Regions from separate parts of the Homo sapiens genome. Here region 1 is linked to region 2. Evidence: chromatin contacts called from ENCODE Hi-C data. All regions are on one chromosome and are shown on one strand. Each heading gives the region's core, a stretch centred on a gene start or an enhancer-like site at or near the end of the contact. The rest is flanking DNA. Distances are from core to core; before and after follow the strand shown.

Region 1 (5,348 bases), core at 1,368-3,867, 620 kb after region 2:
TGCCACCCTGGTCCACAAGTAGGTTTCTGATTTTTTCACCATCACAAACAGTGTTGCAATTGGCATCTTGTGCACATTGGTGCCACTTACCTGGATTCCTTTAGGGCACATTCCTAGATGTAGGATTGCCACGTCAAAGGGCGTGTGCCTGTGCACCTTAACTAGATGTGGTCAGTGACTTCCTCAAACTGCACCAATCTCCGCTTCCCGCCAGGGAGTGTGAGAGCTCCTGCCTCTCCACCCTTGCTCCAGTACTCAGTATCGTCAACTTCTCTTCCCATTAAAATTGCTAGTATTTAACTTTATTGGTTTTTCTCTGGCTATGAAAGTAAAGCTTGTTTGTTATAATAAATCAGAATACTACAAACACGTACAACATAGAAACTGATGATTCCCCAGAGATGCCGTTCTTAAGAGTTGGAGTGTTAAAACAGTGTACATTGCTCTAGAATTCTTTTCAATGCACACGCTAACACATGAGTGAATGAAAATATTTGCTGTTTTTCTACAGGGCGGTTTCATTCAGTTATATCATCACTAAGTAGTTTAAAATGCATATGCACATACAAACTCACTCCTTTTCTGTTGTTATTTCTCAGTGATGACTTGCCAATTGATTCCATTGCCTTCCTGGCACAAAATAGCTGCTCAGTAAATACCTGCTCCATGGATGGATGGATGGATGGATGGATGGATGGACGGACGCACGGATGGACGGACAGACAGACGGATGGATTGATGGACGAACGGACGGATGGATGGATTCTTACATTTATAGCCACTTTCTTACATTTTCATGCCCAGGAGACTATAGACTATCTTCTACTTGCAAAAGACCAAAAGATTGCATAAGATTAGAAAGCGAGACATTAACAGAAATTAATCAAGCCCCTGTCCAGGTTCTAGTCCTTTTTTGAGCAAAGGTGCCATACACCACGGAATCCCAGTTCCTGGCGGGGTTACCGGGGGCATGGCATCCAACAGCCCAGTCTGCAATGCACCATTAGACACACAGACAAATCCATCCCCTCTACTTTGGGGCAGCACTGTGATGAACCATCCTTGGGATACTGTCCCTTTTTTAAAAGGAAAAAAATCCAAAGTTAGTATGTTCCAGCAGTCACAGCCTGAGTCATCCATCCAGAAAGCTCTCTGTGCTCCTCTTGCTAAGCCCCTGAGTTATCTCTTGTTATAGACAAGTAATGAACATCCAAGCTCTGTAAGATGGTTACTTGGTCTGAAGCATTCCCTCCTTCTTAAAAAAAAAAAGTTTTATTTATTTTATTTTTTACATCTCTTATTATTTATTTATTTATTTTTTGGTAGAGATGGGCTCTCACTATGTGGCCCAGGCTGGTCTTGAACTCCTGGCCTCAAATGATCCTCCTGCCTCAGCCTCCCAAAGTGCTGGGATTACAGGTATGAGCCACCATACCCAGTCAGAAGGGTTGCCTTTGAAGTTCTGCATCTTCCATCCCTCTTCTAAGCTGTAGGGGATTCGCCCCAGCATTCAGGGCTAATGTAGAGGCTGCACGTTGGGGCCTGCAGGTCAGGTGGGTTGTGCTGGGGCTGCCGAGTCATTTCAAAACACTTGAGGCAATATTGAAAACCTGGAAAGTTCACATTCAGATACAGCTCCCCAGCTCTGGGCAGCCCTGCAGGCAGGGCATGTGGTCTGCAATATACCAGAATCCTCACCACCTCTACCACACCCTACGCTAAGGTCTCAGACTCCATTGCTGTTTACCTTCACAAACGCACTGCACATCTTCTTGGAGTAGACAAATATTTCTTGTAACTGTGACTATCAAAAGTGAGAAAACAGCTTTGAGTGCAGTGGCCCACATCTGTAATCCCAGCACTTTGGGAGGCTGATGCAGGAGGATCACTTAAGGACAGGAGTTCAAGACCAGCCTGGACAACATAGTGAGACACTGTCTCTACAAAAAAATTAAAAATTAGCCGGGCATGATGACTCATATCTGTAATCCCAGCACTTTGGTAGGCCGAGGAGGGCGGATCATTAGAGCCCAGGAGTTCGAGACCAGCCTAGGTGACATAGCAAGACCCCGTGTCTTTAAAAAACAAAACAAAAGTGAGAAAACTGTGTAGATCAAGAAGGTGGAGTGTTTCAAGAAGAATGGCAGAGAGGGAACATTTCTTCTAGAAATGCAGACTACTTGAGCATGTTTAATATTCAATACAAAGATGTCTTGGTGTCCAAAGACATCTTCTTTTATGGGCCTGGCTCCCATAGGCACCTGAGTTTGAGATTCCTGGATTTATAGGAGTCTCGGCTCTGACCCCAAGGTCCTGTGGGGCTTTCAGCTTGTCCCTTACTTACTATGGGCCTCAATTTCCTCATCTGCCCAATGAACACCATCTCTACTAAAAATACAAAAATTATCTGGGCATGGTGGTGCGTGCCTATAATCCAGCAACTCAGGAGGCTGAGGCAGGAGAATCACTTGAACCCAGGAAGTCAGAGGTTGCAGTGAGCTGAGATCTCACCACTGTACTCTAGCCTGGCGACAGAGTGAGACTCTGTCTCAAAAAAAAAAGTTGCTTTCTGTTTCTCTTCCAACTCTTGTCTTCCAGGTGGTGATGGAAGACTAGTTTGGGGATGTTTTCAGGTTTGCAATCATACTTCAGGGAACTCCCCTGCTTCCTGTCATGCAAAGGAGCTTTCATTTCTCTAGATGTCAGGGTGGGTGGGTGTGAGAGAGACAGTGGGCAGGACCAAAGTCAAACTAGCAAGCAGGTGGGCGAGAAGCTGCCAGGGGCAGAGAGAAGCCCGCAGCCTCCACCCCACACCTTACTTCTATTCCCTAGGCCTCCTGGTGATCCCTGAGGTGACCTTTGGCCCTCAGTCCCTCTAAGGCACATCAAGGCCGGAGGTGAGGCAGGTGTGATTCCAGGGCCGCTGCCGGGAAATAGTTCCCCCACACCCATCAAAGCCTGGTGCCTGAAAGGTAACTGGTTGTCTGGTGGCTCTGGAGAGAGAGATCCAAGGTGGGAAGGCGCTCAGGCCTCCCAAAAAAGCTTCCAGCACTGAGGCGGACTTTGCTCTTCCTTGAAGGGAACCCTGCACTGTGCTCCCGGGAAACCCCCTCTCTGATTCCACCACTGTGATGGAGAAAACTGAGGCTGCAGAAGAAAAATTGCAGCTGCAGAAGATGAGTGTACAGATCCCAGGAGTGATTTTTCCACACTGTTCATCTCCGTGCTATCCAGGGCAGCTGAAAAGGATGGCTCATCTGCGGCTTGAGATAGATGCAGACGTCAATAAGGAATTCACGGAAACACAAAAGGCGGGCTGGGTGGCTTTTATTAATTATATTTCTTCTATCTTCAAAACAATAACACATCAGTAATCTACGTTGAATGAGCCCAATTGATGCCAATGATTTCTTTTTTTCTTTCTCCTTTTTTTTTTTTTTTTTTTTGTGAGACAGGTTCTTGGTCTGTCGTCAAGGCTGGAGTGCAGTGGCACGATCTCAGCTCACTGCAACCTCCACCTCCCGGGTTCAAGTGATTCTCATGTCTCAGCCTCCTGAGTAGCTGGGATTACAGGCACCCGCCACCACACCCAGCTAATTTTTGTATTGTTAGTAGAGACAGGGTTTCACCATGTTGGCCAGGCTGGTCTCGAACTCCTGACCTCAGGTGATTCACCTGCCTCAGCCTCCCAAAGTGCAGGGATTACAGGCGTGAGCCACCATGTCCAGCAGTGATGCCAATGATTTTATCCTTTTGTTTCTGTTGGAGGGAAAAAAGAAAAAAGGTCTGTCTGCCCAAGCTAGTCAGCCCTCGCATGAGCCTGGAGATCAGCAAAGCCCTAGAAGCCCTTACCAGGGCCCCCTCACTGCCATTTTTGCATCCTGGCTCTCCCTGGCAATGCCCACAGCAGTCCTGCCTGGCAGTGCCCATCTGCTGTGTCCCCAGCCACCGTCCCCTCTCCTGCGTTCTTCTTTGCTATAGTCCCACGTAGAGGAGTTCTGACCTCAGTATTGAGTCCTCTCTTTGGGTGGAGGTAGAGGCAGGGTATGTGTGTATTGGGGGTCTGGGGGGCAGTGTTTAGAAACTGAGGACCCCTCTTGGTGCACCTCAAATCACATTCCTCACCTAACGGTTATTTCTGAAGAAAGAAAAGAAATAATCGGTTCTAGATTGCTTTCTTCCTACAATCCTTATCTATTATCATTAGATTTCACTGTTTGGCACACATTAGAAAAGGGTATGTGTACGGTGGGGCACACAGCAACGGCTGAAAGACTCACAGATTATTTGCCCGCTTCTGTCATCACTCTCCACCCCCAGATCCTAGGGTGAACTGTCAGGGATGGCATCGAACAGTTTCCAAACTTAAATGTGCTAAACCTCAGTATCCTTTCCTCCTCCTCCTCCGTGCCACCCCAGAACAGGCGGTGGCTGCACATCTGGCCCAGGAAAGAGGCACTGAGAAAAGCATTCAGGCAATATACAAATGAGAGAGACAGGTGCATACACCTGACATTTGTTATTATTTGGATACAAACGTCATTAGCATGTGAGCTTCAAACAGCCGCTAAAGTCTGGGCTCTGTGCAGCCTCCGCACCTAGATTTCACCAAAAGGCGCTTTCAGAATGGGGTTGGGATGACCTTTCCTGGACCCACTTCACCAGGTAGCCCTGGTTTGTGAAAATGACCTAGATAAGGCTGGGCGCAGTGGCTCACGCCTGTAATCTCAGAATTTTGGGAGGCCAACGTGGGTGGATCACTTGAGGCCAGGAGTTCGAGACTAGGCTGGCCAACATGGTGAAACCCCGTGTCTACTAAAAATACAAAAATTAGCTGGGCATGATGGCACACGCCTGTAGTCCCAGCTACTTGGGAGGCTGAGGCAGGAAAATCGCTTGAATCTGGGAGGTGGAAATTGCAGTAAGCTGAGATCGTGCCACTGCACTCCAGCCTGGGTGACAGAGTGAGACTCTGTCTCAAAGAAAAAAAAATGTCCTAATGGGGTCCCAACTCAGCCACCTCCACCTGCAACTCAGGCAGTTCTGGAATTTCCATGCAGGGGGCTCGAGGGTGACCTGCAATTAAAAATGGGGGTCACAGGCAGATACCCAGGATGAGTCTGCAACTGTGTGTTGACTGAGATAATTTGGAGCGAACCAATGGCGACAACAGAGGGTGTCAGAGTCCCCCCTACCCCCATCTCCCGCACTGCCAACCTTCTTCTCTTCCTTCTTCTCCTCAACCCCCACTGGGCTTTCTGCCCTCCAGACCACCTCCTCCCAGACACTAGGGGCTGATTTGCACAGCTGGTGGTCGAGGCCCCTCCTGGCATCCTTGGTGGATCCAA
Region 2 (5,643 bases), core at 2,061-4,560:
AGAATCCTTTCGGAAATTAAACTGCCCTGTTGCAAAAATCATTCTCCAAATATTTACATGAGCTGCATTAGGTCTGACTTTCAGTAAGATGCTAGATTTAATTCTAACCTAAAGCAAAATCAAATACTTAAAGGAGAAAATTTAAGGAATTTTAACAAAACAAGTTTTATTTTAAGGTTGAGCTCCAATGCGCCTTGGAAATCTGCATGAAAATAGTACAACCTTCCTCTCCAATTCAAGAATCTTCTCCAGATCCAACCCCTCCACTCCCATAAGCCATCCTGCCATGAACCATCTAGACAGACTATAATGTGAACTTAAATTACAGGCTGAAATGATTACAGAAAAGGTTTTTGCCTTATGGTTCTACATTATTTGCCTGTTTCTAAAAATAGTTTCTCTAAGTCAGGTAAACCTCCAATTTTTTTTTTATTATACTTTAAGTTTTAGGGTACATGTGCACAATGTGCAGGTTAGTTACATATGTATACATGTGCCATGCTGGTGTGCTGCACCCATTGACTCATCATTTAGCATTAGGTATATCTCCCAATGCTATCCCTCCCCCTCCCCCCACCCCACAACAGTCCCCAGAGTGTGATGTTCCCCTTCCTGTGTCCATGTGTTCTCATTGTTCAATTCCCACCTATGAGTGAGAACATGCAGTGTTTGTTTTTTGTCCTTGCGACAGTTTACTTAGAATGATGATTTCCAATTTCATCCATGTCCCTACAAAGGACATGAACTCATCATTTTTTATGGCTGCATAGTATTCCACGGTGTATATGTGCCACATTTTCTTAATCCGGTCTATCATTGTTGGACATTTGGATTGGTTCCAAGTCTTTGCTATTGTGAATAGTGCCCCAATAAACATACATGTAAATGTGTCTTTATAGCAGCATGATTTATAGTCTTTTGGGTATATACCCAGTAATGGGATGGCTGGGTCAAATGGTATTTCTAGTTCTAGATCCCTGAGGAATCTCCACACTGACTTCCACAATGGTTGAACTAGTTTACAGTCCCACCAACAGTGTAAAAGTGTTCCTATTTCTCCACATCCTCTCCAGCACCTGTTGTTTCCTGACTTTTTAATGACTGCCATTCTAACTGGTGTGAGATGGTATCTCATTGTGGTTTACAGGCAACCTAAAAATTGGGAGAAAATTTTTGCAACCTACTCATCTGACAAAGGGCTAATATCCAGAATCTACAATGAACTCAAACAAATTTACAAGAAAAAAACAAACAACCCCATCAAAAAGTGGGCGAAGGACATGAACAGACACTTCTCAAAAGAAGACATTTATGCAGCCAAAAAACACATGAAAAAATGCTCAGCATCACTGGCCATCAGAGAAATGTAAGCCTCCAATTTTTTGAAGAAACTTTAGCAACACGACGAATTCCAAAGATGCTTTTCTTTTGCTATTGAAATGTTCTCCTTCCTTCCTTCTCACCTCCAGGTCCCAAGGATGGGCTAGGGTACTCTACACCTGCCATGGACAGTTTCTTCAAAACCCACTGATGCTCCTTAACAAATATTCATTCACAAATACTTTGCACTAACTGTATACAAAATCCGACGTTGTGAAAGATAGAAAAATAAAGAAGATATTACCTTCTCTATGCCCTTAAGCCCAAGGGTGGAGGAGTTACCAATAAACACAATACAGAGTGTAAAGTGTATGTGCTACAGAGACAGACAAATCAGCAAATAAAAACTTTATTCACCTGATCCTTAACTGAGATTGAAAAGATGGGTAAGGAAAACATATGGACATGTAGCAACTTAGTGGAAGGACCATGAAGAAAGTGCAGAGCCCAGGGTGAATGAAGACAGAGTAAAAAGAAAAGTGGCGGGCAATTTGGTTAGCGTGTAGGGGAAGAGTCACAAACAGCTATCAGTGGAGCCAGGCTGGTAACAGAATGAAACACGCAGACCTGGTAAAGACTGTGACAAACTGGAGAAGACCACTTGCTCCAACTGCGGGGGCGGCCACTACACAGCACACTATGGAATTTTCCCAAGTAGAAACTAGATCCCAGTATTACCGGCTTCCAGCATTTTAAGAGATGCCATTAGTCTTCCCAGTTTTTTTGAAAACTACACAGCCTGCAGACACACTGCCCACAGGCTGCCATTTCTCTATCTCCGATACAGGGCCAAGTAAAGATGGAAGGCGAGGCAAAGAAGATAAACGGGGATCTAAGGACAGAGGGTGTGGAATAGCCCCTGCGAAGAGCTCAGTGGCTACGACAATTCGTCTTGTCAAATCCCTGCTACCACATGTCCACACCACGGATCCTGGTGCGAGTCATTCTACCTCGTCTGTTTTCTCATCTGTAAAATGTAAATGTCGTCAATCTCTGCCCGTCCTTGACGACTGATTATGTTGTGACACTACACTGTAACTGACCTTGTGTATGTTTTTTTTGTTTTTTTTTTGGTGGGGGGGTGATGAAGGGGAAGGACATGAAGGGATCGGTAGTGGTGAGAAGACCAACTTCCCAAATATTAGTAAGTTTCCATTTCTTAAGCATGTAAGTGCCCAAACTGTGCTAACGGCTTTACGTAGAATTCCTCCACCTAAGCCTCACGACACCCCTACAAAATTGATAAAGATATGAATCCATTTCACAGGAAGTACGTTTAGAAACTCGCCCAAGGTCAAACGACCTGCAAGCAACAAAACCCCTCAGAGGTGGCTGGAACAGCGGGACTACAGAGCTCGTGAACTCGGCCGAGGAGGAACCAGGCGAAGCCGGCGGACGCGAGTCCAGGCCGGCCACCAGAAAGACGCCCCGAGCCCGGGGGCCAGGCCCAGAGTTGCGGAGGCCGCCCAGCCCGACCTGATTCAGGCTCCGCTCGCGCGCCCGCGGCCGCTCCCTGCTGGGGGCCGGAGGAGCGGGCACCGAGAGACCCCCAGCCCTGCTCGCGGCCCTCGCCCCGGCTCACCATTGAGGCCCACGGAGGCGACCAAAGGCCGGCGCACGGCCTGGCCGCTCAGCGACTCCCGGCTGAGGAAGGGCCGCTTCAGGTCCAACACAGGCTGCTCCGGGGTGGCGGGCACCGTGGCCTGCACCAAGGGCCGCAGCGCGCCCGCCACCCCGCGGGACGTGGCCGACAGGACGGGCGCGAACGGGCCTGAGCGGGATGCTACCGACAACATGGCGACAGCCGCTCCAACCGCCAAGCCGGTCACAGGGACGACCTTCCAACCACGGCGCAGGCGCGAGGAGGCGCGGGACGCGTGACGACAGCGCGCCGCCGGAAAGGAAATTCTGCAGTCCTGCAGGGCGGGGCAAACTTGGAGAGGCGCTGCGTCGGGGGACGGGGCTACAAGCCGTCGCTGGGGGCGGGGCTTGCGGCCCACCTGTAGGTCCCGGTGCCACCTCGTCAGTGTCCCGAGAGATCCCCAGAAGAACGAGAGGGCTGAACAGGGGACCCCACTGACGTCCGGTGGGCCGACTTTACGATCCTTTAGGGTAAAAATTTCATCTAGGAAGACCTAGAGATAACAATAAACGATTATAGTTTAACTTAGGATGGTAATATATCTCAACTACGACGAAGTCCAGCACATAGTAATCGCTATGTGTTTACTATGATGATTTTTATTATCTTCATCTAACAACAACAACAACAAAAAGGCCAGAGGCATCTGTGCAAAGCTCGATAATGCTAATGGATTATGTTTATTAAGTATTCACTGTGTATTTGGTTTTGCGTTTTATTATACCTACGTTCTTTCATTTGTTATCAAGGTCTCTATGAAGTCAGAGCTATTACTATCAGCATTTTACCCATGAAGAAACCGAGGTTTAGAGAGATTCTTTTCCAGGAACTGGATAGCCAGCAAGATGTGAAGCAGGGTAATCTGTCTCCTGAGTCTATGCTCTTCAGTGCCACCACTGTTTCCCAAAGTAGGATTTTAGAATTTTAGAGGATGCACAGAGCTCGCTCATTCATGTTCCATCACATAGTGAGAAAGTTTTGTTTTCTTTTGTTTTGTTTTTCAATCCTGATTGCACCAATGAGAAAGTCTCAGTTTGGTGCTAATACATCTTTAATTAAAAAAAAAAAAAAGTAGAGATGAGGTCTCACTATATTGCCCACTCCAGTCTCGAACTTCTGGCCTCAAGGAGTCCTGTCTCCCCCTCCCAAAGTACTGGGATTATAGGCATGAGCAAATTCACTTGGCCTCAGTTTGATCCTAATATATCTTTAATTCCTCTCTACACTTATCTCCCACTTTTAACAGAAAAGATCTTGAGTTAGAAGCTCTTAGCAGAGAACTGAGTCTAGAGTGATTTCATTATATGGTTCATAGTATTGATTTTCTATCCATACTGGTTTTCTATTCTGTACTATACTGAGATAAAGTTTTTCATTTAGGTCAAAAATAATTTAAATATTAAGTAAATGTTAATATAAGCAGTGCACAGAATTGGCTCTGTGCTGTGCATGGGCTCTGTGATCTGGGCAAGTTCCCTCACCTCTCTGTGCCTCAGTTTCCTCACCTGCCAAATGGGGGCAGTAATGATGCCATGTGTGTTGTAAAGTTACTGGGAGGAGTAAATGAACTAAAACGTGTAAAGCATCTACAAGCAGGCCCAGCACACAGGCAGCACCAAGTGAGGATTTGCTAGTGGTGTTTTTATCTGAGATGCCACCTCCTCTAAGAAGCCTTCCCTTGATCCTTGCTGACTCGTTGTTATTCCTCATGCCAGGTCCAAAGTGTACTGACAGGTTTCCCCTTTGACCTTCCTATGACTCCCCTTAGGGCCTAGGCTTTGACCAGCCTTATAGCCCAAGGGACTATATTGTACTCTCAAGATTGGAGGCTGCCTCCTCAGGGGCCACCCTAGCCAGGCTCATCACACAGCTGGCTCAGTGCTCTCCCTTGGCAACAACCTTAGGATAAAAGACATTTCCAGAGAAGTTGTCACACAGCATGCATGGTTTGAGTGCTTCACAAGAAATAATATCACAATTCCCTCTGAGTTGGTAAGGAAATGAAAAATGAATGAATGAATGAATGATCCTTCACAAAACCTTCACAATGTCCCAGTTGGGTGAACAGAATAGGAATTATCTCCAGACCTCCTGGGTTCAATTTTAGTTTCACCACTCACTAGCTGTGCCCTAGGGCAAGTTATTTAATCTCTGTGTGTGCCTCCGTCTTTCTCTTGTAAAACAGAGATAATAACAGGATCTACCCTAGAGAGTTATTTTAAGGATGAGATGGATTAATACATGTAAAATGCCTAGAACTGTGCCTGGCACACAGTATGTAAATATCTGCAATAATAATAACTTTCTATTTTCTAGATGAAGAAACTAAGACTCAGAGAAGACAAATGACATGCCCAAAGACACATTGATAAGAACGCATCTGGTAGTGGTGTTCGAGTCCAGCGTTGCAGCAGAGAGATGGGTAACTGTATGGCCGAACAGCTGTCTTCTCGTGGAAGAAGGAGGCCAATGTCCAGGAGTGGCAGGCATACTGGAACTTGGACTTCTGTAGGCCAACCTGGGTTCCACTTGGTAGATGGGGGTCTTGCTGTGTTGCCCAGGCTGGTCTCAAACTCCTGGCCTGAAGCAGTCCTCCTCCCTTAGCCTCCAGAGTAGCTGGG

What was found. Hi-C counts contacts between places; a loop is a spot of excess contacts on that map. Pooled maps may share reads with other maps.
Region 1: a map of CD8-positive, alpha-beta T cell shows a loop between it and region 2 (10-fold over the local background). The contact joins the enhancer-like site here to the promoter of UQCRFS1-DT in region 2. A Hi-C loop is called at or near these places in 4 of 168 maps with a recorded cell type or tissue (B cell, CD4-positive, alpha-beta T cell, CD4-positive, alpha-beta memory T cell and 1 more), 2 of 37 single-sample maps with no recorded cell type and 16 of 50 pooled maps.

What each region holds. Positions count from the first base shown.
Region 1 is chr19:29,834,999-29,840,346 of GRCh38, forward strand. No RefSeq gene overlaps it. Among named protein-coding and RNA genes, the nearest start is that of CCNE1, 26 kb to the left of the region's middle. RefSeq lists an enhancer at 2,449-2,728. Within about 2 kb of position 2,618, at least 3 of the 41 ENCODE cell types and tissues checked have a DNase peak (open chromatin) inside an H3K27ac peak, as active enhancers do; they include CD4-positive, alpha-beta T cell and CD8-positive, alpha-beta T cell, where a contact is called at or near this core.
Region 2 is chr19:29,209,943-29,215,585 of GRCh38, forward strand. It overlaps UQCRFS1-DT (UQCRFS1 divergent transcript), which reads left to right and starts at 3,311. Exons shown (of 2, transcript NR_184022.1): 1 at 3,311-3,466; 2 at 5,339-5,643. It overlaps UQCRFS1 (ubiquinol-cytochrome c reductase, Rieske iron-sulfur polypeptide 1), which reads right to left and starts at 3,209. Exons shown (of 2, transcript NM_006003.3): 1 at 2,963-3,209. The coding sequence starts at 3,176. RefSeq lists a silencer at 2,803-3,112 and an enhancer at 3,153-3,392.